Linked DNA regions of Homo sapiens: regions 2, 3, 4, 5, 6 and 7 are each linked to region 1. A link is a loop called in an ENCODE intact Hi-C map of the cell type or tissue named here. Cell type or tissue: endothelial cell of umbilical vein. All regions are shown on one strand.

What was found. Peaks named below come from ENCODE experiments on the same cell type or tissue, not always from the same donor. Only the 100,000 strongest peaks of a DNase experiment are listed, where the experiment ranks them.
Region 2: it touches region 1 in a loop (6-fold over the local background); 4 of 110 quality-filtered maps call a loop at or near these places.
Region 3: it touches region 1 in a loop (3-fold over the local background); 3 of 110 quality-filtered maps call a loop at or near these places.
Region 4: a loop joins it to region 1, with 17 times the contacts of the local background. A loop is called at or near these places in 82 of 110 quality-filtered maps.
Region 5: it touches region 1 in a loop (11-fold over the local background); 99 of 110 quality-filtered maps call a loop at or near these places.
Region 6: a loop joins it to region 1, with 10 times the contacts of the local background. A loop is called at or near these places in 11 of 110 quality-filtered maps.
Region 7: it touches region 1 in a loop (2.7-fold over the local background); 19 of 110 quality-filtered maps call a loop at or near these places.

What each region holds. Positions count from the first base shown.
Region 1 is chr18:49,856,760-49,860,759 of GRCh38, forward strand. It overlaps MYO5B (myosin VB), which reads right to left. Exons shown (of 40, transcript NM_001080467.3): 30 at 54-131. Among named protein-coding and RNA genes, the nearest start is that of SNHG22, 45 kb to the left of the region's middle. RefSeq lists an enhancer at 1-340. In endothelial cell of umbilical vein, a CTCF peak has its summit at 2,163 (motif pointing left); a DNase peak (open chromatin) is centred at 2,122; H3K27ac peaks cover 541 bases.
Region 2 is chr18:49,726,860-49,730,859 of GRCh38, forward strand. All of the region lies in intron 3 of LOC105372112 (a long non-coding RNA gene), which reads left to right. Among named protein-coding and RNA genes, the nearest start is that of ACAA2, 85 kb to the right of the region's middle. RefSeq lists an enhancer at 1-415. In endothelial cell of umbilical vein, a CTCF peak has its summit at 1,913 (motif pointing left); a DNase peak (open chromatin) is centred at 1,882; H3K27ac peaks cover 770 bases.
Region 3 is chr18:49,662,858-49,666,857 of GRCh38, forward strand. The region is part of intron 2 of LOC105372112 (a long non-coding RNA gene); the gene reads left to right. Among named protein-coding and RNA genes, the nearest start is that of LIPG, 100 kb to the left of the region's middle. RefSeq lists enhancers at 434-1,281, 1,282-2,127. In endothelial cell of umbilical vein, no CTCF peak of the experiment used is centred here; a DNase peak (open chromatin) is centred at 1,774; H3K27ac peaks cover 1,868 bases.
Region 4 is chr18:49,557,777-49,561,776 of GRCh38, forward strand. It overlaps a transcript of LIPG not described here. Among named protein-coding and RNA genes, the nearest start is that of LIPG, 2.3 kb to the right of the region's middle. In endothelial cell of umbilical vein, a CTCF peak has its summit at 1,738 (motif pointing right); DNase peaks (open chromatin) are centred at 1,745 and 3,585; H3K4me3 peaks cover 1,115 bases; H3K27ac peaks cover 1,144 bases.
Region 5 is chr18:49,509,295-49,513,294 of GRCh38, forward strand. The region is part of intron 2 of LINC02837 (long intergenic non-protein coding RNA 2837); the gene reads left to right. Among named protein-coding and RNA genes, the nearest start is that of LINC02837, 12 kb to the left of the region's middle. In endothelial cell of umbilical vein, a CTCF peak has its summit at 1,526 (motif pointing right); a DNase peak (open chromatin) is centred at 1,527; H3K27me3 peaks cover 202 bases.
Region 6 is chr18:49,766,264-49,770,263 of GRCh38, forward strand. No RefSeq gene overlaps it. Among named protein-coding and RNA genes, the nearest start is that of ACAA2, 45 kb to the right of the region's middle. In endothelial cell of umbilical vein, a CTCF peak has its summit at 1,957 (motif pointing left); a DNase peak (open chromatin) is centred at 1,928.
Region 7 is chr18:49,786,447-49,790,446 of GRCh38, forward strand. ACAA2 (acetyl-CoA acyltransferase 2) reads right to left here. Exons shown (of 10, transcript NM_006111.3): 8 at 845-915. Among named protein-coding and RNA genes, the nearest start is that of ACAA2, 25 kb to the right of the region's middle. In endothelial cell of umbilical vein, no CTCF peak of the experiment used is centred here; a DNase peak (open chromatin) is centred at 2,215; H3K27ac peaks cover 895 bases.

The DNA of each region.
Region 1 (4,000 bases):
ATGAGCAGGCCCAACGGACAAAGCAGACACAGGAAGAAAGGAATATGTTCCACCTGGCAACTTGCTTTAGGCCTTGGTAGGCCAAGCCGAGTTCTCCATCTTCATTTAAATATCCCCAATCCTCAGTCTTGCTAGAAACAAAGGACAGAAAAACAGGGTGTCCAGTGTAGACGGAAGAGACAGGCAGGCAGGGAGTCCTGGAAAGTGAGGAGATTCTAGCCAAGGTTTGGAAACGAAAAAAAGGCAAGGCTCAAGAACTCCCATTTTCCCTTCCTCCTCTCCTGTCACCTGCAAACAGCATCTCTCCCATAAGTCCTCCAGTTTCAGGTACTGTCCTGGAAGTGGGTTCATGTGGTCTCATGTGGGGCCTGCTAATAACCCCAGGTGGGAAAGCATGCTGCCCCAGAGACAGCAGAGGGCCAGCTTGTTCTGGTAACTCTGTAAATGGCAGCAAGGCAGCAGTGTGGGTAGTGTGGAAGCATTCACATAGCCTCACACATGGTGCTTCCCTCAATCAGATTGATTCAGACAAGCACAGGGAGAGATGCAAAAGGGGCTGGGAGGAGAGAACCCTAAGTGTGCATGGAGGAAGCGGGAGGCAGTGAGCAGGCTCATGGTGGGGAACACATTGCATCTGCAGAGCAGCATGGGAAGCCCCTGGGGGACGTCAGGCCCACCCAGGGTAAGGAAGGAGACTGCAGACACTACCTGCTTTTCAATGCAGATCTTTCTGGGACTCCTTAAAGGCACAAAAATATTAACTAATCTTAACTTCAGCTCTCCTTGCAGGGTCTTTCTCCAATAGCTAAAACAAGTTTTGTGATGCCCTAGATGAGAACTGAATGATGTCTCCCCTTGACCTTGGGACTGGGGTGCGTTACCACTTTTTACTCAATTTGGGAAAGCAGAACTCTTTACCCCTCTACATGCAAACTCTTTTGCTGTGTCCAAGTCACCCAGTGTCTGCCCCATGCCAGCAAGGGCAGCTCCTGGAGGTCAGGTGTGTCCAATGTTCCACCTCCACCTAGGTCCTCAACCTGCGCAGCCCTGGGCACACAGAGATACTCAAGGGCCAGCAGAGTTGGGTGGAGGAGGGCAGGTAGGGGCCTGCTGCCCCCAGCAGGACTCTGCCGCACCTCCCTGCTCCTAACAGCCTCTGTTCCTGGAGTACTCCTCCTGCAGGCCAGATTCCAGCTTTCCAGGCAGGAATAATGGAGCAAGAACTGCATCCAAACAGCCCTAAATGAGGACCTGTAATGCCCTCGTCCTCATTCCCAGGGTGCAAACCATCTGTAAACCAAAAATAAAATCCTAAGGCCCCCCACCATCTGAAGGGACTTCCTCCTCAGCCAGGGCTCTTTTAATGTTTAACCTGAGAGACTGTTTCAGGCCACGATAGGAAGTGGGGGTCCGATGTGCCTCATTATACCTCTCCATCATTAACATCAACATAGACTTTAACAAATCCCAAACTCATAACTCAGCATCATCCCGTCTCAGATGTTAGTGCCTGCATTTTACTACGGCCTTTCATGGCTGGTGCTTTAACCCAAAGGCACAGCTCACTGGAGGACTGTAGGCACCACTGCAGTGATTCTTGGGGAGGGCCGGAAGTAGAGCGCATCAGCGCTGAAAGGGAACAAGTGCAGGGATCCTGGGCTCCACCCACCTCCTTTCCCACACCAGAGAGACACTGACTCCTGCGCCAGGACCCAGGGTCTCCAGACCTTGAACTAAAGCTCCTTTCCAGCCTCCAGCCCCCCACCCCCCAGGGAGGGGCTGCTGGGGCTCTGTCTCAGAGGTTCACCTCACCTCTGTCGTCCCCGTAAACCTACAGACTGCAGAGCTCTCTAGGGTGGGGCACGCGAAGCTGACTCACACAAGGAAGTTAGGATTAATGAATGCCCAGGCCACCAGCCTCACAGGGCCATACTCCCAGAATTCTTAATTCTGTAACAAGCCAGGCACTATTGACAAAGATAAAAGTAGAGAACTGTGCAGCCCAGGCAGCCCACAGTGCTCAGGAAATCAGACACACGAGTAAACTAAAAACCAGTCAACCAACTTGCTTCAGCCGTTGGTTCCCAGAGGAAAGAACCCCTGGAGGAGCTCCTCCAGCTCCACTTAGGCCATTATGGGCCAAGGCCAGGGAGGGAGCGCCACCTCCTGGTGGGAAAAGAAAAAGCCCAAACTACTTGGCTCAGGATTTTTTGTTGAAAATGTAAGTGCTTGATATCAATTAATAAATCTACAAATATTTCCAGAGAGACCACTGTGACACACAGAGATAAGTTAACTCACTGCAGTCAGTCTCCAGCCACAGGGGGCAGTGAGGCTCGGCATCCAGGAAACTGGCTGGAGAACCTAGCATTGGGGCAACTCCCAGCCCCACCTGTAATGAGCCCGTGGCCCGGGCTAATCACCTCCACGCCCTGGGCCTCTCTTTCTTTACGGGTAAAGTGAAAGTAGCCTACTGAATTATCGCAAAGGTTTCTTCCAGATCTTTAATTACTAACCTTATTGCAAAGGTTTCTTCCAGATCTTATAAAAAGCCAGACAAGGCCTAGGATAATATTTACTTGGCCTCTGTGAAGATATTGGAAAAACAGGATCTATCAACCATGGCCCCGCCACAGTTAAGAACCTGCCTTCCTGGGGAAACAGACAAGATTCCTGCCAGCTCAGAGATGGTCAGTTTCCCGGTTCTAAAAAGCCCACTGTGTGCTCCACAGACAGCCTAACTTCTTTAGTTCATACCCAAGCTTTCTATTCAACCTCCTAGCATATTCCCTGGGACCTCTGGGAAATGGAAGGCACACTCCAAACACCAGGAACAACAGAGAAACATCTGAGGCCCTAGGCCTGGCCATATGAGGGTGAACAGTTTGTGGATTAATATGACCTAGCCATGAAATTACAGCAGACCCAAACTGTGCTGCCAACTCAGGACCAGCAGAACTTTGGGGAACATAAGGAAATGATCACCTCCTTGAAAAAAGCCAAGAGCTCTTAGTCAGGACTGGTTAAAGCTGGGCCCTCTGGGGAGGGGCTGGGCAGAAGCTAGCTCTTCCCGCCTTCTTTGCCATTCTGAGCAAGGCAGCCCACAGCAGCCGAGGCTCAAGGTCAAATGAGCCAACAGCTCCGAGCAAATCTTGAGACTGCACACAGTTCCTTGTCAAACACAGTCTCCGCTGTCCCGGACAGGCCCCTGGTGTGTGTATTGGCGGGGGGCGGCGGGTGTGAATAATAACCCCAGGTGCGCCCGACCAAGCCCAGGTGCCAATGCCTGGAGGCCTCCTGTCTTGCCGGGGACCTGCTGGATGGAGAGGAGCTGCTAGGAGGTTTTCTGGGACCTCGGGAATGCACCAGTCTCACTTTGGAGTTTTACACTCTTGATAAGGCTTGGGTAGAAGTGGACAGGAATCAAAGGAGCACTGTCAAAGAGCCAGACCAGAGCCCTGGCCACACTCCTGCCCCTACCTAACTCTGACTTTAAGTGCTCACCCCGAGGTGAGGTTGGGCTGAGGGCAGTGGCAACTTGTGCCCTCCTAAACCACTTCCCCATCCTTCTCCCATATACAGCCCTGAAAAGAAGACAAACTGCCCAGCACCCAGCTCATGTTCACAGCCCTCTTCCCCCTTCATTTTCCTATATATAAAATGGTGATAATGATGCTGGTGTCTCTTAGTTCCCAGAGGTAAAAAAGGAGAAAGCTTTGTGGAAGCAGAAGTGCCACCCGCATTCCTGCAGCTCCTCTCAGAGCAGCTCCTCAATAATAGCTTCTCTCCCCAGAGTTCAAAACAAGGGAAAAGACACAGTTATAGGGACCAAAACAAAACTCTACAAACTTATGAAGGTTAGCAAGTGATAAAAGTTCTGAACTTGAGGATCATGAATGCTTAAAGAGGCTATGACTGGGAATGTGATGGAAGCCCCCAGAAATCTAAGCAAAATTCAGCATATGAGTGTAACTTCCTCTAGGGAGAGGATAGATGTCAT
Region 2 (4,000 bases), 130 kb before region 1:
TATCTTCTGGGTCAGGCCTCAGCCAACTCTTTTGCTCCCCTCCATCTCTGTGGGCCACCTCTCTCTGTTTCCCATGGACACGTCTTTTCCATTTTCTGGAAGCATATTTGAGAAAAAGAATCAAGAAATTATCGCTTTTTTTTTTTTTTGAGATGGAGTCTCACTCTTTTTGCCCAGGCTGGAGTGCAGTGGCGCAATCTCAGCTCACTGCAACCTCTGCCTCCGAGGTTCAAGCAATTCTCCTGCCTCAGCCTCCCGAGTAGCTAGGATTATAAGCAAGTACTACCATGCCCGGCTATTTTTTTGTATTTTTTAGTAGAGACAGGGTTTCACCATGTTGGCCAGCAGGCTGGTCTCAAACTCCTGACTTCAAGTGATCCTCCTGCCTGGGCCTCCCAAAGTGCTGGGATTACAGGTGTGAGCCACCAAGCCCAGCCGAGAAGTTTTCTCTAGCTCTGCGTGCAATGCATTCTGGGCAATATAGATCTGTTATAAGGACTTGGTGAAAGGGGGTCGGGTAGGGAGACACAATGTCCTAAAATGTAGGAGCTGGAACAATAAGAGCTGGCATTTAAAAAAAAAAAGTTTTCATAAACACCAGCCTTGGTGCCTCATTTCATTTACTCCTTACCACAAATGACTGGAGGTAGTTTCCTGATTTTATAGGTGAAGGCCGGTTAAGTAACTTGTCCCTGTCCACTTGTGTTGTAAGTGGCAGCACTGACATTCGACTCAACCCCATCTCAGCCCAGGGCCCATGTTCTATCACTAAGCTACCCACAAAAGGACTTTGGAGAGCACCTTGCTTAGAGCTCTCATTTATCCAATGCAGTGGAGGCTCCGGGGTCCCAAGGGACTCCCTCAAAGTCATGTAATTAGCTAATGAAAAAGTTGGGATGAGAAGCCAGATGCCCTGTCTCCTGCGCCAGGGTAACATGGTTGAAAGAGCTTGTGACTGTGCCCTTAGAGTCGGGGTGACCTCAGGCAAGCTGATGATCACTGAGCTGCCAAGTCGCCATCCGTAGAACCAGCATGGAAGAGACCTACCTCGTAGTTTGCAGTGAGGGTTAGATGCAAGAGTCGACGCAAAGCTCCCAGTGTTGAACCTGGTGCTTGTTGGAGATTTAACACAGTTACTATTATTTACTCTGGCAATGGTACCATCCTATTTCACTCACACAGTTTCTCCTTGTTTGCTAAGATAATAACTAAGTCTGTTTCCTCGGCTGGACAGGGGCGGAACTGGGCACAGGGCAGGCCCCTGCCGACCCTTACAGATCAGCAGAAAGAACCTCTTACTTGGCCCATGGTTTGGAGTAATAATCAAAATCCGTGCTTGGGATCCAAGAACTGGGCTGAGCCCTGGGCTGGAGCCGACCTACCATGAGGGAGATGACAATACAGTGACCAATGTCCCAGTTTACACAGGACTGAGGGGTTTCCCGGGACGTGGGCCTTTCGGTCCTCAAACCAGAACATTTCTGGAAATGGCTGGCCACATGACAGCAGCAAGTCGGGGCCAGGGTGAATACCCTTGGGCCTCGGTAGTGCGAGGAGTGGCTTCCAGAAGAGAGTTTGGGGCATCCCAGTGGCAGTGTCTGGGGCCACCCTGGAGAGTTATTTCCTGGTAAAGGTGAAGGGCTTTGGAGCAATGAAGGAATTCCTGGGAAAAGAAGCCCATGGGCCTTAAACTCCTGTGGGGCAGGGAAGCCAGGCCGCTCTTGGGCCCCTAGAGCACTGAGTTCTGATATTGAGGGTCCCAGGATTGGGGTGCTGCAGAGACTTGGGTGAACAATGTCATGAAGAGGGGGAGGCCAAATGGCCTCCACTGGGCCTTTGGTGGCAACATTCTCCTCTCAGCATAGATTCTGGGAAAGGTGAGGCTTTCTGGCGCCCCCTAGGGCCCAAAGGCTGGAGCAAGCCCGATGGGGAAAAGGCACTGCAGTTGCTCTGGGCCTTGGATGAGACTTCCTCTCATGGGCCTCCATTCCCCTATCTGTGAGACGCCTAAATTACTCAGGGACACATCTAGCTGAGACAGTGGGTGAGGCAAAGCAAAGACATTGATACTACTTTCTCTCTTTTTTTCTTTTTCTTCTTTTTTTTTTGAGATGGAGTCTTGCTTTGTCACCCAGGCTGGAGTGCAGTGGCTTGATCTCGGCTCACTGCAACCTCTGCCTCCTGGGTTGAAGCAATTCTCCTGCCTTAGCCTCCAGAGTAGCTGGGACTACAGGTGTGTGCCACCACACCTGGCTAATTTTTAGATGAGGTTTCACCGTGTTAGCCAGGATGGTCTCTATCTCCTGAGCTTGTGATCCACCTGCCTTGGCCTCCCAAAGTGCTGGGATTATAGGCATGAACCAACACACCCAGCTCACTTTCTCTTTAAACTCCGTAAGAACTGCCCCATTTCATTAAAAAAAAAAAAAAAAAAAAAAAAAAAGCCAGGTACAGTGGCTCATTCCCATAATCCTAGCTCCTAGCACTTTGGGAGGCCAGGGTGGGCAGATCACCTGAGGTCGGGAGTTCAAGACCATCCTGGCCAACATGGCGAAGCCCCGTCTCTACTAAAAATACAAAACTTAGCCAGGCATGGTGGTGCGTGTCTGTAATCCCAGCTACTTGGGAGGCTGAGGCAGGAGAATGGCTTGAATCTGGGAGGCAGAGATTGCAGTGAGCTGAGATCGTGCCACGGCCCTCCAGCCTGGATGACAGAGTGAAACTCCATCTCAAGAAAAAAAAGGGAGCAAATGGCTCATGATCATGGCCCAAGATCATGAAATCTTTGTCAGTCTGTGCAATTCAGGAACGCAGGGCAGAAAATAGTCTTGATCTGTCCTCTCTCGCCCTCAATGAGCACAATTTCCAGCTGCTTCCCTAGTGGTTTGGCAAAATAGAGCAGTCAGAAGTTTAGGAGTCCAGCTTTCAGTCTTGGCTGTGCCTGTTCCTGTTCCCAAGTGTCCTTTTCACATGTCTGAGCCTATGTCCCCATCTGTGAAGGGTGGGGGCGTGGGGCATTCCTATTTTGATTCTGTCAGAGGGTGTTGCAAGAAGCAAATATGAAAGGGCTTTGAAAAAGATAAAGTTCCACTCATACTTAAAGGATTATTGTTTACTTAATTCCTTGAAAGAAAATCACAGTGGGAACTTCCTCAGGCCCTGGAGGGTTGAGTTTTCTGGGGATAATTTCAATTTATCTGATGGGGGTTCTACACATGCCTGGCTGGTGGGGGACCCACATCTGGGAGACATACTCGCTCAGCTGCATCTCACTGTTATGTGAACGGGCCAAGTGTGGCCTCAGTGGCTTGGCCTAACATGTTCCTGTCTTGTTCATTTATTCACAGCAGGCTAGGACCATTAGCCCAAAGCCAGCCAGTGCTAAACTCAAATTCTTACATATCCAATTGCTTGGAATATCATCCAAATAAACATACAGATGGTCCCTGACTTACAATGGTTCAGTTAAAAATGTTTCAGCTCTACAATGGTGTAAAAGCACTGTGCATTCGGTACGCTCTCTGACCTTCCATGGGGTTAGACATTTTCAGCTTATGATGGGCTTGTCAGGAGGCAGCCCCATCGTAAGTTGGGGAGCATCTGTATTTCTGGCCATTTAGAGCCTACCTATTTTGCATATTCCAACATCTGCTGACCATGGATAAGACAAACCCTGTGGCTGTGAAGGACTCCACATCGCTGCTGCCCTTCAGAGCTCTTGGACCCAGGGACTCCCCACCTTGTGGAGGGACATCACCCGGACAACTCCCCTTTCTTCCCCAGGAGCTCCCCAACCCTAGCCCTACTCCCCTTCTGGGTGGTGGTCTTGCCTGCCAGCTGCAGAAGGCCCCTTGCCGGGAGGGACACACCGTCTCCTTCCACACTGTCCAAGTGCCACCGAATATAGCTTGTTGCATGTTGCTGCCTCCCATGGTCTGGTGTCTTCCTGGATCAAACCTGACATTCTCAAACTTATTGCACTCCCTCTGTCTGCTCCTTA
Region 3 (4,000 bases), 190 kb before region 1:
AACCTGATTTTTAATGGACGCACAGTAATTCATCTTTATAGCCAGCCCTTCATGTCTGTGGGTTCTGCATCTGAGAATTAAACTAAACTTGGATCAAAAGTATTTGAAAAAGTAAAAATAACAATACAACAATAAAAATAATATAAATTTAAAAATATAGTATAGCAATTATTTTCATAGCATTTACATTGTATTAGATATTATAAGCAATCTAGAGATGGTTTAGAGTCTAGGGGAGGATGTTTGTAGGTTATATGCAAATACTATGCCATTTTATATTAGGGACTTGAGCATCCCAGATTTTGGTATCCTCAGGGATCCTGGAACAAATCTCTCTGTGAATACTGAGGGAAGACTGTAATGTACTTAATCAATTCTTTATTAATGGTTATCTGATTATTTTAAATTTTTCAGGGTATGTGAAGGCTCGATGGCATTCTTGTATATACATAGTTACATGTACCTCGGATTATTTCTTAATAAATTTATAGAAGCAGAATTACTAGGTCAAAGGTTCTGCAGATTTCAAAGGCCTTTAGTGCCCTAGGTCCTAGGGAATGACTGGAAGTTTCTGAGAAAGGTGATGTGGGAAGTGTCTTCTTTTCTTCTCGTTTTTGCTGATTACTTTTAACTTTTTTATGGAGGACAACCCCTGAGGCTTCTGCCTGGTCTGCCCTCCTCCCCTGAGAATGATCAGTGTCCATCCATAATCCCTGAGGAAGAGGGCCTCTCCCTTCATATTCCTACCACTTGTCTTCCTCTTTAGCCTTCTCTATCCCTGGCCACCACCTCTAGGGCCTGGGTGTGGGTCTGCACTTGGTGCTGGGGCTCAGGTCACAGAGCACTGAGGCTGGGGTGGCGACTGCCATCCTACTGAACAGAGGTCCCCAGCCCTGTGACCAGAACACCTCTCCTCCCATCCTGGGGTGTCCAATGTCTTCCCACAATTCCTGCTCATCCCTGGAGTTTATGTGTCCTTCAGGCATCTCTGGTTCCAATTTCCTGCTTCTCCAGAGCTCTCCAAATCTTCCTTCCCTCTGTCCCTTCCGTGTGATCCCTCAGCACCCACCCTACCTCCTCAGACAAGCTGCGTGTCTTGTCCCGGACAGTTTAACTGGTGAGTCAGGGATTTATATGAGGAGAGTTGTATTGCAGTATCATGCAGTGGATAAATTAAAATGAAATATTTCTGCCTTTAAAGTGCCCCCGCCCCACTGCTTCCTCCCATTTCCTACTTCCAGCCACTCACAGTGCTGCTCAGCTCAGCTCAGCTCCGCCCCTTGCCCCGGATGCAGTGTGGGCTCCCTGCTGCCCCTTTCTCATTCCACCTGCTCTACTTCTACTCCAACCAGCATTTTACACAGCCCTGGAGACAGCCTGGGGACTCCATCCAAGGGGCCCAGGCCTCAGTCAGGGGAGAAGGGAGCAGAAGCATTCAGGCCTGGCAGAAGCAGCCAGCTCCCCACAACACCTGCCCCTGTCCTGGAAGTTCTTCCACCGAAACTGCCTCCCTGCCCAGAACCTCAGGGCTCCCGGGAGCCGGCACAGAGGGCCCCTCAGCTGCAGCACTTTAAGGGCTGGCTCAGTGTGGCAGAAGGGAACTGCCTATCCTTTCTACCTGGCAGGGCAACCGAGGGGTCAAACAACATAATGGGTAAGGAAGTGCCTCATAAAACGCCATGCAAACATAAGGCATTGTTATACAATTGTTTTCATTGGGAAATGTAATTTAGTTCCAAACAACCACTTTCAGAGGAACTCTTGGAACATAATTATAGTGGACATCTGTTGTTTTTGGCCTGTCCAATGGCCCTTTCCCTTTCTTCTGGCAATAATACCGCCCACCCCCCTTCCTCTGGGGAAGTGCAACTCTTTAACTCCAGACTTGTGACCTTGCTGGGGCTGCCATGACGTGACTCCACTGCAGGGTCCCAGGGATGGACGTGTGACCCGGGCTTGGCCAATCACAGTAGCCCCACCCCCCACCTACACGATGATTGGTCCCTGCAACCCATGACCAGGGTTTGGTCAGCTGTCATTCTACCTTGAGATTTTGACATAGGGAGGCAATGAGAACGACCCTTTCCTTCTGGTGGAGGTTGCTGAGCAGGGGTGATATGAGCGTCTCAGTCTGTTCAGGCTGCTATAACAAAATGCCTGAGACTGGGAGGCTTAAAAACAACAGACGTTATTTCTCCCAGTTCTGCAGACTGGGAAGTTCAAGATCAAGGTGGCAGCAGATTTGGTATCTGGTGACCACCTGCTTTCTGGCTCACAGCTTGCTACAGTTTGGATGTCCCCTCCAAAACTCATGTTGAAACTTAATCCCTAATGTGGTAGTATTGAGAGGCAGGGCTTTTAAGAGGTAAGTGAAGGGCTCTGCTCTCATGAATGGGTTAAACCATTTATGCATGAATGGATTAATCCATTTGTGGATGAATGGATTAATGGGTTAGCATAGGAGGGGAACTGGTGGCTTTATGAGAATAGGAAGAGAGACCTGAGGAAGTGGGTTTGCACGCTTGGTCCCCTTGCCATGTGATAGCCCATACTGCCTTGAGATTCTTCAGAGTTCCCACCAGCAAGAAGATGCTCACCAGATGTGCCCCCTCCTCCTTGGACTTCTCAGACTCCATAACTGTAAGAAATACATTCTTTTTCTTTATAAATTGCCCAGTTCAGAAAACAGACTAAGACATAGGTGGTGACTTTTTGCTATGTCCTCACATGGTGGAAGGGGCAAGAGGGTCTCTCCTGGGCCTCATTTATGAGGACACTAATGCCATTCATGAAGGCTCCACTGCCAGGTCCTAATTACCTCCCTAAGTCCCCACTTCCTGATACCCTTACCTTGGGGATTAGGATTTTTACATAGGAATTTTGGGGGGACATAACATTCAGTCCATTGCATGGTCTTCAACAGTCTTGTCTTGTCTTGCCCTTGACCTGCCTTCCACTGCCATTTAGAGGAATCCTCTGCAGCAGGAAGAATAATGCAAACCTGGGGGCTGGCACTGGGAAGCAGAATCCAGAGGAGAGTGAGTCTCTCTCGGTCTATCTTGGGAGCCCCCCGTCCTAGCTGTCCCTGAGACAGGCACTGTCCTTGTGCTTCCCTGACTCCTTTCCTTCAGCCGCAGTGGACTTTTTGTCCCTTATATATGACAGAATCCTGACCTGTATGAATTAACCCACTCATGGGTTAGAGGTGCCTATTTATGAATATCCAAGTGCTTCATGTGTGAATATCTTACTTCTCCAAAATGATTTGAAATGTCTCTTGGGAATGACTCATCTTGATTTAGAATAGTCAGCTGACATAAGCCCAGGAGTTTGAGGCTGCAGTGAGCTACTACACTCCAGCCTGAGAGGAAAAAAAAATAACAGACAGTAAAGATATAGTTATATGATTAAACCAAACAGAATTAGTTATCTTTGCAAATAACCCCTTCATCTGCCTTAAATCAGAGCATGTTGAGGCATGGGAGTAATATGTAATAGATGCTATGTGTATATGAGATAGAAGATAAGCCAACGCATACATTTGTAATTAGATTAAGGAAAACTGAGAGTCCATTCACTTTTATCTTTACCTAGAGGCAATTCTGTTTGCTGTAAAGAATCAAGAGGCAAAGCCTGTAAGACTCAAGGGAAAAGACAAGGAAAATTGGAACTTCTTTTTCTGTTCTGGGATCTTGTTCTGAATGTTGCTTAAAACGACTGAGTCTTATTCAGACACTGGCAACCATTTCTTGCAGAAGAGATTTCTGCCAAGACAAGATGCAAATTGTAGATTGGACCCGTTGGTTTGGGAGTCTAGGGATATGCAGAGGCTTCACAGTGGGGTGCTGCTCAGCTCAGCACCCCTGGTTTTCTGGATGGAGTCGGGGCACCAGTTGGCAGGCAGCCCAGCACAGCTCATTTTTTGAAAAACCAAAATGAAACAGCAACACCACCAACAACATAGCATCATCTTGAACAGAAAAATATAGCAAGGAGCTGG
Region 4 (4,000 bases), 300 kb before region 1:
TACTAAATGATCTCTAAGGTTTATTTTAGTTTTAACATTGTAGATCTATGCTGTCCAATATGGTAGCAACCAGCTACATGTGGCTATTGAGCCCTTGAATATGGCTAGTCCGAACTGACATGTGCTGTAAGTGTAAAATACACACTGGATTTCAAAACAAAAATGTAAAATATCTCAATAATTTTTTTATATTGGCAACATGTTGAAATAATATTTTGGACATGTTGGGTTAAGTAAAATATATTATTAATATTAATTTCTTTTTAAAAATGTTTTTACTTATTTATTTGGGTAGAGATGAGGTCTCCTTATGTTGCCCTGGCTGGTCTCAAATGCCTAGCCTCAAGCCATCCTTCCACTTTGGCCTCCCAAAGTGCCAGGATTACAGGCGTGAGCCACCACACCCAGCCACTTAATTTTAATTTCATGTGTTTCTTTTTACCTTTATAATAGGACCACTAGGAAACATAAAATTATACATGTGCCGCTATGGACTGAATTGGGACCCCCTCAAATTCCTATGTTGAAGCCCTAACTCCCTATGATGTATTTGGAGATGGGGCCTGTGGGAGATCATTTGGTTTAGATGAGGTTATGAGGTGAGGCACCATGATGGGATTAGAGTTGTTATTGGAAGAGACATCAGCGTGTTCTTTCTCTCTCTCTCTCTCTCTCTCTCTCTCTCTCCTCTCTCTCTCTCTGCCATGTGAGGACACAGTGAGAAGGCAGCCATCTATAAGCCAGAAAGAGGGCCCTCACCAGAAACCGACTATGCTGGTACCCTGATCTTGGACTTCTAGTCTCCAGAACTATGAGAAAATAAATTTCTGTTTAAAGCCACTAAGTCTATGGTATACTGTTCTGGCAGCCCAAACTGACCAAGACATGCGGTTTGTATTATATATTTCTGTTGGACAGCATTGGTCCAGATATCTGGGAACTCCTACATACCAGCCAGCCTTCTGGCACTTGTAACTTTCTGTATTGTGTCTGTGAGAGCACAGGCATGGTCTCCAGGCCAGTGTTTCCTCCCTAGCAGCTGCTCAATAAGCTTCTGGCAATTAAGTCATTTTCTTGGTTGTAAGAATATAAACAGTCTCTGGATAATGTATGTAAAAGAGGACCTCATTAAGAGAATATTGGGTAACAACTGGAATCTGCAGGGCAGAAGAACCAGGCTTGGAGGATATACTCAGGCAGACAGCAATGTCCCAAATCCCACTGCAGACTAGTCTGGGGGTGACTCCACTGCTGCCCCAGAGAACCAGAGCTGGCTGTCCATTGGCAGAGTGGCGTGGGTATGTGCTTCCAGCCTCATTAGTTTCCAGTTCAGAGTTCAGTTGACTGAGTTTGAATCGGGGACTCTAGCTGCAAGAGAGGCTGGGGCTGGGAAGGTGAGCAATTGCTTTTGAGCTTTTTTTTAGTGGAGAGTTGGGTCTTATCATAAGCAGAAGATTTATTCCTTTAACATTGGAAGGGTCTTTAGATGCTGGGCTGCCACATAAGGATGGAACCCTTTCCTTGTGTTGTCTGAGACCTTGAAATTTTGACTGCAACACAGCAGAAGTTCCATCAAGACTCCTCAGCTGGAACTCCTCCAGGCGAGAGGCTCTTCAGATCTCCTTGTTCTTGGGAAGGATGAAGCAGAACAGTTGACATCATACATTCTAATGCTACAATTATAATTTCATGATGTCCTTTGAAAATTCTCGCATGTTATTTTAATGTGGAGACACAGGAGGGCACTCTAACCAACTAGCAATAAAACCTAAATGGTTTCATAGCCTTGGCAGTTAAAAAATAGATGTTGATTTGTTGAACCTGTAAAACACAGGTTTTTCATTTACTTATTTATTTATTTGCAAAGGAGTTTCACTCTTGTTGCCCAGGCTGGAGTGCAATGGTGCGATCTTGGCTCACCACAACCTCCGCCTCCCAGGCTCACGCGATTCTCCTGCCTCAGCCTCCCGAGTAGCTGGGATCATAGGGATGCGCCACCACGCCCAGCTAATTTTTTGTGTATTTTTAGTAGAGATGGAGTTTCTCCATGTTGGTCAGGCTGGTCTCGAACTTCTGACCTCAGGTGATCCGCCCGCCTCGGCCTCCCAAAGTGTTGGGATTACAGGTGTGAGCCACTGCGCCCGGCCGGGTTTTTCTTTTTTTCTAGGCAGGATAACTAACTTTGCAGGACTACCTTCCAACAATACCCTGCAAAATACCCTAGCTTCCGTGGGGGTATCTCACCTATAACAAAGGCTCTCAAGACACACTCTCCACATTATCCAGTTAATGTTCTAGGGACCATGGCTATGAGCAACTCAGAACAGGGAAGGAGTTTTTTTCTTCTGATGTCCAGGCTGGAGTGTAGTGGTGTGATCATGGTACATTGCAGCCCTGAACTCCTGGGCTCAAGGACTCCTTCCGCCTCAGCCTCCCAAGTATTAATAGCTTGCACTACAGGTGTACCACCTTGCCTGGCTAATTTAAAAATTTTTTTTGGTAGAGATGAGTGTCTATGTTGCCAGGGTTAGGGAAGAGGACTTTTGACTACAGCTTACCCCCTGCCTCAGCCACTAGACCAGGTTGCCAAGAGCTCACATTTAAAGGTCAATTGGCCAAATTGAACCTAGAGCAGAGAAGAGAGACCTGGTTGTCTTGAGACTTTCTTCAAATCTGCAGCCTGTCCCCATGACTCAGTTTTCCCATCTGTAAAATGGAGATAACATTAGACCTATGTCTGTATAGTTTCCTCATGAAGAGAGAGACAGAGTGGGAACAACATATCCGGGGGTGATATTTACCATCGCACACAGACCATTGAGTTCTATACTAAAAAACTAAAGCCCGCCTGAGTCTTGTTAATGAATGATAGCACACGGGAGGGACAAAGCGTGCTCTGCTGGCAGCTGGAGTAACAAAAGTAATGAGGCGAGGTCGGAACAGGATCTGCTGGCTCCGGCTCGGTTTCCTCGCACAGGTCTCTCCAGCTGGATCCTCGACGCTAGGGAGGAAGGGGCGCGGGACTGCTGTGGGGGTTTTCCCTCCCCAGGCAGGGGCAGGACCTGTTCCGGGCGACTGCAGGGTTAAGGGTATCGTCTTAAAGAGCCGGATCCTCCCGGCTGGAGCGAGGCTGGATGGCGGGACGCAGCCTCTCAGCCTCTCGTACCCGCCCTGCGTCCGCAGTGGTTGTTGGCGCAGCCGCCCCGTCGGTGTTCCGGGCTCAGTCCCCGCTCCCCAGCGCCAGACGCAGACTCCGGGCCAAGTTCTCCCTCCGCTCGCTGCTTTCTGCCGCAGGACCCGGATCAATAAAGGGAAGGAGAGCCGGGAGGAAATGATGGAGAACAGAGAGAAAGGAGATGCTTGATTTCACTCGCCAAGGAGTGAGTGCTCATCGGCAGACACTGGGCTCTGGCCACGCGTCTTAGACTCCAAATCTCGGCTCACTGGTCCCTTTGAGGAGGTCGCCTGGTGTTCCCGTAGCCCTCCACCCCACCGTAGGAGAGCGCCTGCCACGAGCTCCGCGCCTCGCTAAGTGCTTTGCTACGTGAACTCTTAGTTTTCCCAACATCCCTAAGCCGCCGATACATTATCACCCACGTATTGCGGACGAGAGAACCGCCTCGGAGAAGCTGGCTGGCTCGCTTGGAGTTTTGCAGCTAGTGGCGGAGCGAGCATTCCGAGCAGGTACTGTGCGATCCTCCAGCGCCGGCCGCAGCTCACAGCCCCTTAGCTCCGCCGGGTTATTGTGCGGCCGCGCCTTCTGCACCTGTTGCGGCCCTCGCTAGGCGGGAAGGGAGGGAGAAGAGGAGGACAAAGGGGATGACCAGGTGGCTCTCCCCCGACGGACTCCCGGCCCAGGGAGCGGATAGACCACTCCCAGAGAGAGTGTGGCTTTGAGCCTTGGAGAGGATGCTCTCCTTCTCCAGGGATCGCCTCCCCAGCGGACGCAGAGTTTCAGGGAAATGTCCGCCTCCGCCACTTGGGATGGCAGTGGGGAGAG
Region 5 (4,000 bases), 350 kb before region 1:
TCCTCTATCCAAGGGAAGGTGACCAGTCTTTGTTTGTTTGCTCCCTTAACTCTATCTATGCCTCTACTGGGAGTCCCTTCATTAGGGTTTTTTTCACTTGAGCTACACTTGGCGAATTCTGTTTCCAGCTGGGACCCTGGGTGATGGACAGAGTCAGGAGTAACCACCATGCCCTGGCAATAAATGATGGTTCAGCTGCGTGAGCATTGTCTATATGTGCAGTCAGCCGCTTCCCCGTCCTCCTCTTCACCATGTTCCATTTCTTTTCAACGTGCTAACTCCTTTGTACTAACAATTATTAAAGAGTTGATTTGCTCTACATACCCAGTGACAAATACTCTTCTAAAAACTTGAAGGGGACAATGAGACTGGGATTAACATACCTATGTAGAGTCGGCAATGCAGTTAGATACGATTCGTGCCTGGATATCTGACTTCATTTCTAAAATTCCACCAGTGACTAATTATGTTAGAGTTGCCTCCTTCCATCTTTCCTCTTGTAAAATTCATCTATTTCTGGAATGAATATTAATATTTATTGAATGCTTTTTTTTTTTTTTGAGACAGAGTCTCACTCTATCTCCCAGTCTGGAGTGCAGTGGCATGATCTCGGCTCACTGCAAACTTCGCCTCCCAGGCTCAAGAGATTCAAGTGCCTCAGCCTCCCAAGTAGCTGGAATTACAAGTGCACGCCAGCATGCCCGGCTAATTTTTGTATTTTTTTTTTTTAAGTAGAAACAGGGTTTCGCCATGTTGGCCAGACTGGTTTCGAACTCCTGACTTCAAGTGATTCGCCCTCCTTGGCCTCCCAAAGTGCTGGGATTACAGGCATGAGCCACTGCACCCGGCCTGAATGCTTATTTTATGTGAGTTACTTCGCATTTGTTAAATCAAATAATCTTTACAACGCAATTTTTGTGTTACGAGAAAGGTTAACTAACCCAGTAAATGGCAGACCTGGAGCAGGACGGAACCCCAGGCCTCCTGGCATGAATCCTTTGTGTTCCTGGGGAGAGGAATACATTCAGTCTCACGCTTCTTAGTGTCAATGAATATTTTAGGTAATGGAAAGTAATTCTGGAGCCCAGAGAGAAGATAGGATGGAACGATGATAAAGGGGAAGACACGAAAATACAGCTAATTATTTAGTGAGCATCTACTTGCATGTTGAGCACTGGGTATGGTTCCTCCCACATATTTCCCAGAATCACTTTGTAAGGAGGATTGTACGACCCACGTTTTACAGAGGATGAACTTGGGGCTCAGGGAAGTTTGGTAGTTTGCCCAAGGCCCTACAGGCAGTAAGTGGTTGGGGATGCATTATGCATAGAGCTAGGTGAGCCTGACACTGTTTGCTTTCTTTCCATTACACCTGCCTGTCATGGGAGAGAATTTCAGAAAAGGGATACCAAAATTATGGGAAAACTTGTCTTGGATATTGCCAAGGGTTAGTCCGGAAAGAAGCCCTAAATACTACTATTCACAAAAACTTCATTTCTGTGGTGGAGTGGCTGAGGGACACCATGGGCCACTAGATGGCACCAGTTCAGCGTCGGAAGAAGCTTTCCCCCATCATTTTTGTGGGCAAAGGGTGCGTGGAGCACCCTGTCCCTGCTCCCCAGGGTGGCACAAGAGAATGAGTACCAGCAGGTGAATGCCGCAGGGGCCATCTTGGAGTCTGTCTGACATACGTCTCTGAGGTGGGCAATTTTTTTTTCTTTTAAGACCCAGGTGCAAGTGATTCTTTTGCCTCGGCCTCCTAAGTAGCTGGGATTACAGGCATGTGCCACCATGCCCGGCTAATTTTTTGTATATATATATAAAAAAATTTTTTTTGAGACGGAGTCTCACTCTGTCGTGCAGGCTGGAGTGCAGTGGCATGATCTCGGCTCACTGCAACCTCTGCCTCCATGGGTTCAAGCGATTCTCCTGCCTCAATGTCCCAAGTAGTTGGGATTAAAGGAGCCCGCCACCACGCTGGTTAATTTTTGTATTTATTTATTTATGAGACGAAGTCTCGCTCAGTCACCAGGCTGGAGTGCAGCGGCATGACCTCGGCTCACTGCAACCTCTGCTTCTTGGGTTCAAGTGATTCTCCTGCCTCAGCTTCCCAAGAAGCTGGGACTATAGATGCGTGCCACCACACCCAGCTAATTTTTGTATTTTTTGTAGAGACGAGGTTTCACCATGTTGGCCAGCATGGTCTTGATCTCTTGATCTCATGATTTGCCTGCCTCAGCCTCCCAAAGTGCTGGGATTATAGGCATGAGCCACTGCGCCCGACCTAATTTTTGTATTTTTTAGTAGAGATGGGGTTTCACCATGTTGGCCAGGCTGGTCTTTAATTCCTGACCTCAAATGATCTTCCCACCTCGGCCTCCCAAAGTGCTGGGATTACAGGCCTGAGCCACTGCGCCCAGCCCAGTTTTTGTATTTTTTGGTAGAGAGGGGGTTTCTCCATGTTGGCCAGGTTGATCTTGAACTCCTAACCTCAAGTGATCTGCTTGCCCCAGCCACCCGAAGTGCTGGGATTACAGGCGTGAGCCACCACGGCTGGCCTGGAGTGGGCATTTCTATTCCCTTTACACAGGTGAGGGAAATGAAGATAAGCAATACTGAGTAACTTGCCAAGGGTACTTAGGCATAAAGTTGTAGACAAGGGATTTCAAACCAGGCCTGTCCGATTTGCAGCTTGTAATTAGTGTATTACTAGGTAGATTGGGAATGTTTGGCCTGGAACAGAAAAGACCCTGGAGTGGGATCCACGTTGACAGTCTTCTGGGACTTGGATCACAGCATGGATGAGGGTGCAGAACTAAATCCAATAGGTGGGAATTATCAGGGGTAGATTTTTCTTTTTCTTTTTTTAAACGAAGTCTCACTCTGTCTCCCAGGCTGAAGTGCAGTGGCATGATCCCAGCTCACTGCAACTTCCACCTCCTGGGTTCAAGAGATTCTCCTGCCTCAGCCTCCCGAGTAGCTGGGATTATAGGCGCCTGCCACCACGCCCAGCTAAATTTTGTATTTTTAGTAGAGACAGGGTTTCACCATGTTGGCCAGGCTGGTCTTGAACTCTTAACTGATCCACCTGCCTCAGCCTCCCAAAGCACTGGGATTACAGACGTGAGCCACTGCACCTGGCCAGGAGTAGATTTTTTTAAAAAGTTAATACATGATAAGATTTTGCTGGGCATGGTGGTTTATGCCTGTAACCCCAGCACTTTGGGAGGCTGAGGCAGGAGGATCGCTTAAGCCCAGGAGTTGGAGACTAGCCTGGGCAATGTAGCGAGATCCCATCATTACAAAAAATAATAATAATAAAAATAGCCAGGTTTGTTGGCCCGTGTTTATGGTTCCAACTGCTCTGGAGGCCGAGGTGAGAGAATCGCTGAGCCTGGAAATCAACGCTACAGTGAGCCACGATCACACCACTGCACTCCAGCCTGGGCACCAGAGCGAGACCCTGTCTCAAAAAAAAAAAGATTATATTTAACTAGTTAAGAAGAAAACTGGACAATCCAGGCCAGGTGTGGTGGCTCATGCTTGTAATACCAGCACTTTGGGAGGCCAAGGCTGGTGAAATCCTGTCTCTACTAAAAATATAAAATTAGCCAGGCATGGTGGCATGCACTTGTAATCCCAGTTACTTTGGAGGCTGAGGCAGGAGAATCACCTGAACTCGGGAAGCAGAGGTTGCAGTGAGCTGAGATCATGCCACCGCATACCAGCCGGGGTGACAGAGTGAGACTGTGTCTCAAAAAACAATAAAACAAAACAAAACAAAAACAAAGGACAATCCAGGCCAGGTGCGGTGGCTCATGCCTGTAATTCCAGCACTTTGGGAGGCCCAGGTGCGTGGATCGCCTGAGGTCAAGAGTTAGAGACCAGCCTGGCCAAGATGGTGAAACCCTGTCTCTACTAAAAATATAAAAATTAGCCAGGTGTGGTGGCGCGTGCCTGTCATCCCAGCTACTCAGGAGGCTGAGGCAGGAGAATTGCT
Region 6 (4,000 bases), 90 kb before region 1:
CCTCTTAACAAAAATTTCAAGTATATAATACAGTGTTGTTAACTGTATGTGCATTTTTAAACATAGGTATAAAGTCATGTACTACAGCTGAAAGTGCTTTTTTTTCCCCCCTCATTACACTGAGAAATGTTTAAATGTTTTTGGTCTTAAGAATATTTCTGTTTTCACCTTGTACTATTGCTTGGTGAAAACAAGTTGCTGAAGTTACTTTGCACCCATGTAAAGAGGACTTCCTCCTATTTGTTCTAAAACTGCCTATTAGAATGTTCAAAGGGACTAAACACAAATGTATCCTTCATAACATGGTCTTGTCTCAGCCATTGTCTTTTCAGTGGATATTTTGTTTTCTCCACTTACCATGTGCAGTAAGAACAACAGTCTGGGGGTTCCAGACCCTCTTGGAGCTCACGTCTATAATGAACATATTGAAGTGTATGGAATGGAATGGAATGTCTCCAGTGGGCAGACTGCCTCCTCCCAGGGCTGGGCAGATCCGTGTGATCTCAGGGCTCTGAGCTACATGTGGGGACCAGAAAGCAGCCTGGGTAATGACCTGATGCATAGAATTGGGAGACAGCAAGGCTGGGGGTGCTGCTAGTTCTCCCTGGAAGACGCAGGCCTAGAGCCCTGGTTGATGGTCTGAGTAGGGTCCCAGCACTAGGCTCATGGTCACACCAGGTATAAACCTACAGGCCAACATGGAATGAGTTCCATCTCGTCTGCACTGTGGGCCTCAGCTCATGGGGATGTAGCTTTTCTTTGCAATCTAGAAATGTAGTCTGAGGAATACGTGTGTGTGTGTGTATGTGTAGCTAGAATAGCTTGCTCTTGGTATCAGCATGTTACTTCATTGTGGGGTTTCTAATTTGATCTTGTATTACTCAAAAGGCTCCCAAGGAACTTCATGTTTAAGATCCAATTCTGCATTTTACTTCTGCCAATGCCCCTTGTTTCTACAACATTCCAGAAGGTCCAAGCTTCTGAAATGTGTCTACATCCCGGCTGTGCTGAGACTGGTCCAGGGCTTGGCTCTGGGGGAGCTTATCTCATGACTTCCTTTGCTCTCACTTATTGGAACTGGTGGATTTTGCGGAGAGTAGACACGGCAGCACAGACAGGTGGGGACTTGCGTTCCATGGTGGCTGTGCTCCTGGAAGGTTTTGCATCTATCAGATGCTTTTTTCTTTGCTGAGGCACTCATACCAGAGGCACTAGACTGTGTGAGTGGAGTCTGCAGCATGGCTCCTGTCCTGGTAGCTGGACAGTTCAGTGGGGAAGGAAGACAAGGGCACAGGACACACATCTCCCCATGCTTGTCTTTTTGCTGCTCCCCATCCCCCCCAGACCTCTCTGGTGACAGCTGTATCAGCTGATGTCATAGAAATTGAGGAGGGATAGACAGACAGCTCCTGCAGCCCTGCTCTGTTGCATGAGAGCAGCTGGGGGCAGCTGTGGACTCTCAAGTACAGGGGACAGGGTGAGGAAGCGGAGCCACCCTGGCTCCAGGGGCTCCAGGAGAGAAGCGTGGGGAGTGCCATGATTGTCACCCCATCTTCTCTGCTGCTCCAGACCATGCTCCCCGCTGTGTCCCTCCATGTCCTCACTTGCCCTGGTGCTCAGCACCTCAGGGAGGGCCTGTGGTCTGTTACTGGCTCAGGGGCTGTGTTACACGAACTCCCCAGCTCTCGGGGCTTTGTGACTGCACATTTTCACTGACGAGAAACAAAAGGCAGTGACTTTGGCCAACAGTACTGGGGCAGTGGCCAGGAGGTGGGGCATTTGCGTCCCACCTGCTACCGTAGGTTTCTTTACTCCTGGCTCCTTCTCTCTCTTCCTCAAGTCCCAGGAAGTGAAAGGGAAGGAGTTAGGCCAATTTCGCTGAGATGCTTCTTTGAGATGCTGATGAGAAGGTGACCGAGGGAGCCCAAGCCTGAGGCGCCACCTAGGGTACAAGGTGTGCCCGGGCTTATTGCTGGACTACTGCAAGTCACCCAGTCAATGAAGTTCTAGTACTCACATTTAAAATTTAAAATAAAAAATAGAATAGAGAGAATGGGAAAGAAAAGTCATCAATCACTTTATAAAAACAATTTCTCATTTACAAAGGCATTCCTTTAAAATGTATGTTCCCGTCCTATATTTTAAGTTATTCAACTTAGTAATTTACGAAATGTTTTCCATGGAGGTGAAGGAAATGGCACTTACTGTGTAAAGTGAGCAAGAGATGGTGTCCCCCAAAGGGCAATACAGATATATTTGATTTTATGTTTTATTTTTGTCATTCATATTTTTCTTAAAGTCATAAAAATGAAAACCTAGGAATGTTATAAGAAGAAAAATTGATATTTATTTCTTATTTATATCCATCTAGGATGGAGGCCACCCATTCTTGACCAAGTCCTATTTATAAGCTGATGGCTCTCAAGTCTATATCCCCATCCCAAATGCTTTCAGACTCCAGACTCCTTCACCTAAGGGCCTGCTTGGCATCTCCATCTGAATGTCTGAACTCCCCTCAAAACCTGTTCTGCCTGCAGCTTTCTCTATCTTAGTGGCTGAGAGAAAAGGCCCAGGAATCATCCTTGACTTCTCTCTGCCAACTCACAGCCAATCAACCCATTAGAAAATCTCAAGACTGTTTCAAAATATATCCAGAATCTGACAACCTCTCACCACCCCCACTGTAGACTCCCAGATCTGAGGTACCATTATTCCTTAGCCTGGATGACTGCAATAGCATCCTAATTGACCTCCTTGCCTCCAACTTTGTCCCTCTGAAGTTCATTTCAGTAGAACATATCGATAGAAATGCAAGTCAGATGATGTCTTTTCTCTACTCAAAAGCCTGCAGTAGCTCCTGGTTGTACTCAGAATAAATGCCAAAGTCCCTCTTAATGACTTACAAGGCTCTGCATAACATGCACCCCACTCACTCTGCTCCAGCTGCACTGACTGCTGTTCCCTGAACACACCTGGCATGCTCCTGCCTCAGCTTGGGCACTGGTTTCCCCTGATCTTCTCCCAGACACCTGTGTGGCCACCTTTCACCTCCTTCAAGCATTTGCTCAAATGTCAAGGACTCAGTGAATCCCACTCTGACCAACTACTTTATCATCTTCATACCCAACAATCCATACTTAATATATTTGCTCAGCTTTCTTGAACTTGAGGTGGAGTTACTGCAATGCACTTTGGTTATTAGAGTCCTCTAGGTCCCAGTTTGCCTAGGACAGTCCCAGTTTACACCTTTTGTCCCAGGGTAATTATTAATAATGTCCTCTTTCACTTTTCAAGACTGACCTAGTTTGGATGATAAATTAACTGGTCATCCTAGGGGAAACCTCTGATGCATTTGGCTTTATTTCCTAACTCTCTCTATAGCATGTAGCTGGGTCAGAAGTAAATTTCCCATAGTTACCCCACTTTCTATTGATCTTTAGTGCCAGGTGGCAATATCTTTGGTATCTCCCCCAGTTCTCCACTCCTTCTCTTTTGAAAACACATAGGTACACACATGTGTATGTGCAGACATACACACACTCCATGATAATCTATAGAGACAGACAAGGGTAAAGGAAATTGTGTGAGCAGCTACTTGCTCTACTTCTGTACGATTTTGAGCAATTTATTATTTTTTGTGACTTTCCTTTTTTTTATTTTTTATTTCAATAGGTCAATAGGTTTTTTTGTTTGTTTGTTTGTTTGTTTGTTTTTTGAGACGGAATTTTGCTCTTGTTGCCCAGGCTGGAGTGCAATGGCACGATCTCGGCTCACTGCAACCTCTGCCTCCCGGGTTCAAGCAATTCTCCTGCCTCAGCCTCCGGAGTAGCTGGGATTACAGGCATGCACCACCACGCTCAGCTAATTTTGTATTTTTAGTAGAGATGGGGTTTCTCCATGTTGGTCAGGCTGGTCTTGAACTCCGGACCTCAAGTGATCTGCCCTCGACCTCCAAAAGTGCTGGGATTACAGGTGTGAGCCACCGCGCCCAGCCTATTTC
Region 7 (4,000 bases), 70 kb before region 1:
GCCTCTTTGAGGCTCTGAACTGTGATCTGCTAAAAGTGGAAGAGATTTAAAGATAAACCATTTGTCTGAAATCATGGTTTCCTGTGTGAGAGATTATCATAGAGGAAATCACACCTGTGCCTACCCCTTCGCTATCAAGTTAAATAGATTTCCTTTGTTCTATTAGTTATTTCCCAATGCCAGGCATCACATGCTTAATCACCTAAAATTTTCAAATAAATATTCCAAAAGTGTGGAATGTATATAACCATCTTTAAATGTTTCTCCACCTCTTCTTTTAATTATGCTTAAGACACTTTAGTTCTAATACTAACATTTAAAAAGAAATCACTCAATAAATTTAAGTTCCAGTGTCAAAAATTATGATAGGTGCATCCCAAATCAAGCTACAACTATCGTATAAAAGCCAAAGATACATTTAAGGGAGGGGGCTCTATCTGGCGAGAAGGGCAAGAAACTTGTAGATTTGGCACTAAATATTGCTTTTCTATTATGTCAATTATTTTACATATATTTTTTCACTTTAATATTCAACAGGCATGTTAATAGTCTAAAATGTAACAGTTTTATAAAGTAGTAAGAAATTCCCAGGAATTTATACTTGAGTAAGAGAAATCAGGCAGTTTGAATATTCAAATATAAATAAAGCATGTTAACCAGGTGGGGAAAAGTATCAACACAAGGCATCTAATGAAGGTACTATTTATTTAGATGTACATCATTTGGAAAGGCTAACTACAATGAAATTCAAAGAGCAATGAGACCAAATTAAAGTCATTTATGCTATAAAAGTACATGGTTTATTCATGTTGTTAAAAAAAAAAAAAAAAAAAAAAACACTTACCTCTACCAAATCCATGTCCTTAAGACTCAGTCCTGCTTTCTTCAGTGCCCCACTGATAGCAGGGACAGGACCTATATAATAATAAAAATCTTCTATAAAAATATAGAAATAAATGTCATCTTATATTTACGTATCAAGCTTCTCCTTCTTTCCAAGTAAGGAAGAAATAATGCGGCAGTTATTAGTAGCCACAAATCTTACTACCTTGACCGTACCTATTAAATGAAGTGACCATAAAGAGGCAGAAAAAGGGCCCAGGCATGGTGGCTCATGCCTGTAATCTCAGTACTTTGGGAGGCTGAAGTGGGAGGATCACTTTAGCCTCCTGGGCAACACAGCAAGACCCCATCTCTAAAAAAGAAAAAAAATAATAATAAAAATAAAATGGAACCAAGGTGAAAAGTTGTTTATACATTCAAACTGCAGATAAGAGAATTACATGAAAAGTTCTACCATAAACGGCTTTAAGATTGAAAACAGCCAAAGGAGTCCATATATGGGATTTTAGTTATGTTAATAGATTATAATTGATATCAAAGAGCAAGGCAGACTGAGTGCTCTACTTGGGATCCAAGCCATATGCATTCACAGCACAGAAGTTACTGTGGCTACACTCTGAATTTTCAGGCCCATTTGGATAAAAGACAAGAAATAGCAGTATCTCCACATGGGCACAGAGAGATGGGAAACTACGAGGCACTTCAGGGAAGGTTTTATGAAGTAAGGTGATGTTTACAACTCCAAGGGTAGGCAGGAAATTTAAATAAAACATAACTCCTAATTTAAGAAATGCAACTCCATCTAATAAGACTTCTGAAATAAACTTTAGCTCCCAGATTTCTGATGATGTAATGAGAGTTTAATATTGCTCATAATTTAAATCCATATTTTTTCTCAAAAGGTAAAAAATTTGGGTAGAGAAGATTATCTACTTCTCGACTTGTTCTTAAAGAATGAAACTGCCAAAAATGTCTACAAAGAAAAATATGTAGTATGTTCTGCTGAATTCAAGTAGTCAAATATTCTGCATCAAGTTTCACAAGCATTTTACCTTATAAAATGGAAAATCAGTCTTTACAAGAAAGGCATAATGAAACCTAAATATAATATTTATTTTGTCACGTAGTTAAAATACTCTTTGGACAACAAACCACGTGCTTATTGATTAGGACTATCCAGTTAATGCACTTCAATTTAAAATGCCAGTTTCATGTGGCTACTGATTTACTACAGCTACTGATTTACTACAGGATCTGATTCCAGATTCTCTTTGTATGTCTAAAGCATGAAATCATGAAAATGAGATGGGTAGTCAGTAGTAAAGCATCAGTTATCCAGCCTGGTGAGGGGATGAAGTAGCCAACAGTGGTGACAGACACATAAAAGGTGGACAATGTTCAGACCACTGTACACACTTCCTTGTCTGCATAAACAACACAGCAAGCATGACTCGTACTTTCACTTTAACTCAGAATCCACCGTAACAATATGCTAGGCCATAACTCGATTTTTAAAGGACTCTTCCCAGACCACTGTTATTTACTGGGACTTCAGGAAGGTTTAGTATTCTTGTTAGGAAAAGGAGACCTTATTTCTAGTCCTGGTTCCTGTCACTAATAGCTGTGCGACTTTGTGCATCTCTCTGGGCAACAAGCTACTCATCAATAGCACTCTGAATGGGTTTTCCACCTTTTTCTCTTTAAGCATCAGAATTCTTTTTGCATATGATGCCAAGTAATAGATAATGCCAGACTGCTCCAGCTGAAGAGGCTCAAAGTTCCACCCACCAACCTCTACCATTGCCACCCCTGAGGAGTTCCAGGGAGTGCTGTCTTTCTATAGCTGTGTATTTCCTCAGAACCAGTACTATTCTTTTCAAGTCATGGCTTTCCCCGTTTTTTTTTGGTCTGCAGCTATTCTGCAGGGCTAAGGATTGCTAGTCATTAGGTAATCATGGAACTGAGAACCACTATTCTTGTAAGTTAGATTAACAAACCAGTTCCCACTAGATACTTAATAACTTATTCTCCCCACTTATTCATCTGGGATGCTTCAACGAGTTACTTTGTTTAATCCCATCACTATATACAAGTGACAGCCAAACTTCTAGATGAAGGGGGCAGCTGATACTGTGGGACATCTGGAATGTACAGCTCTGTTCAAGCCCCGAGGAAAAATGACAATCCTACCACAGGAGCATTCTTTGTACTTTAGGGCAAATATTCAGGCCCAGGAACAGAAGGAAGGAAAACAACGCTTTCTTGGTTCACTGGCTATGCTAATCTACCAGAACCTATTAAATAAAGTTAAACTGAAAAAGGAGTATAAAATAGCCAACCCATGTCACATACATTTGTTTGATCATCAAAAGCATCTAGGTGTATGCAGGAAAAAAACCAACTCTGCTCTTGGGCTGGGCATGGTGGCTCACGCCTGTAATCCTAGCACTTTGGGAGGCTGAGGTGGGCGGATCACCTGAGGTCAGTAGTTTGAGATCAGCCTGGCCAACGTGGAAAAACCCTGTCTCTGCTAAAAATACAAAAATTAGCCAGGCGTGGGGGCGGGCACCTGTAATCCCAGCTACTGGGAAGAATGAGGTTGCAGTGAGCTGAGATCACGCCACTGCACTCCAGCCTGGGTGACAAAGCGAGACTCTGTGTCAAAAACAAAAAACAAAACCAACTCTGCTCTTGGGCTCCACTCTGGACTTACTGAAACAAAATCTAAGGGTGTGGGGGTTATGAGTGGATTCTGACAATCATCTGAGGTTGGGAACCACTACCCTAGATATCAAAATAATAAATGCCATAACAACATACGGATGTTTAATTTTTCCACCACCTTCCATTTCTAAGACAAAAGTTATCTTTTGCCAATAGTGGATAGCCAAAAGCTAATAAGCTTAAGATTGACTTTTCATATGTGTCAAAATATCTTGCAGTTCTTGCTGACATAAATTTGAGACACATAGTGAAAGATGACAAAATATGAACATGCCAGCTTTTTTTCTTAGGAACTCTATACAGAGATATGTCTTCTCTGAGGGACATGGCAGCAAATATGGTTGAGTATTAATCCCAAGTCAGTGTAAGTGGTATTGTTTGAGTAGAACCTGTAGGCTTACACTGAAGGATCTCTGAGATGGCAGGTCAGTAA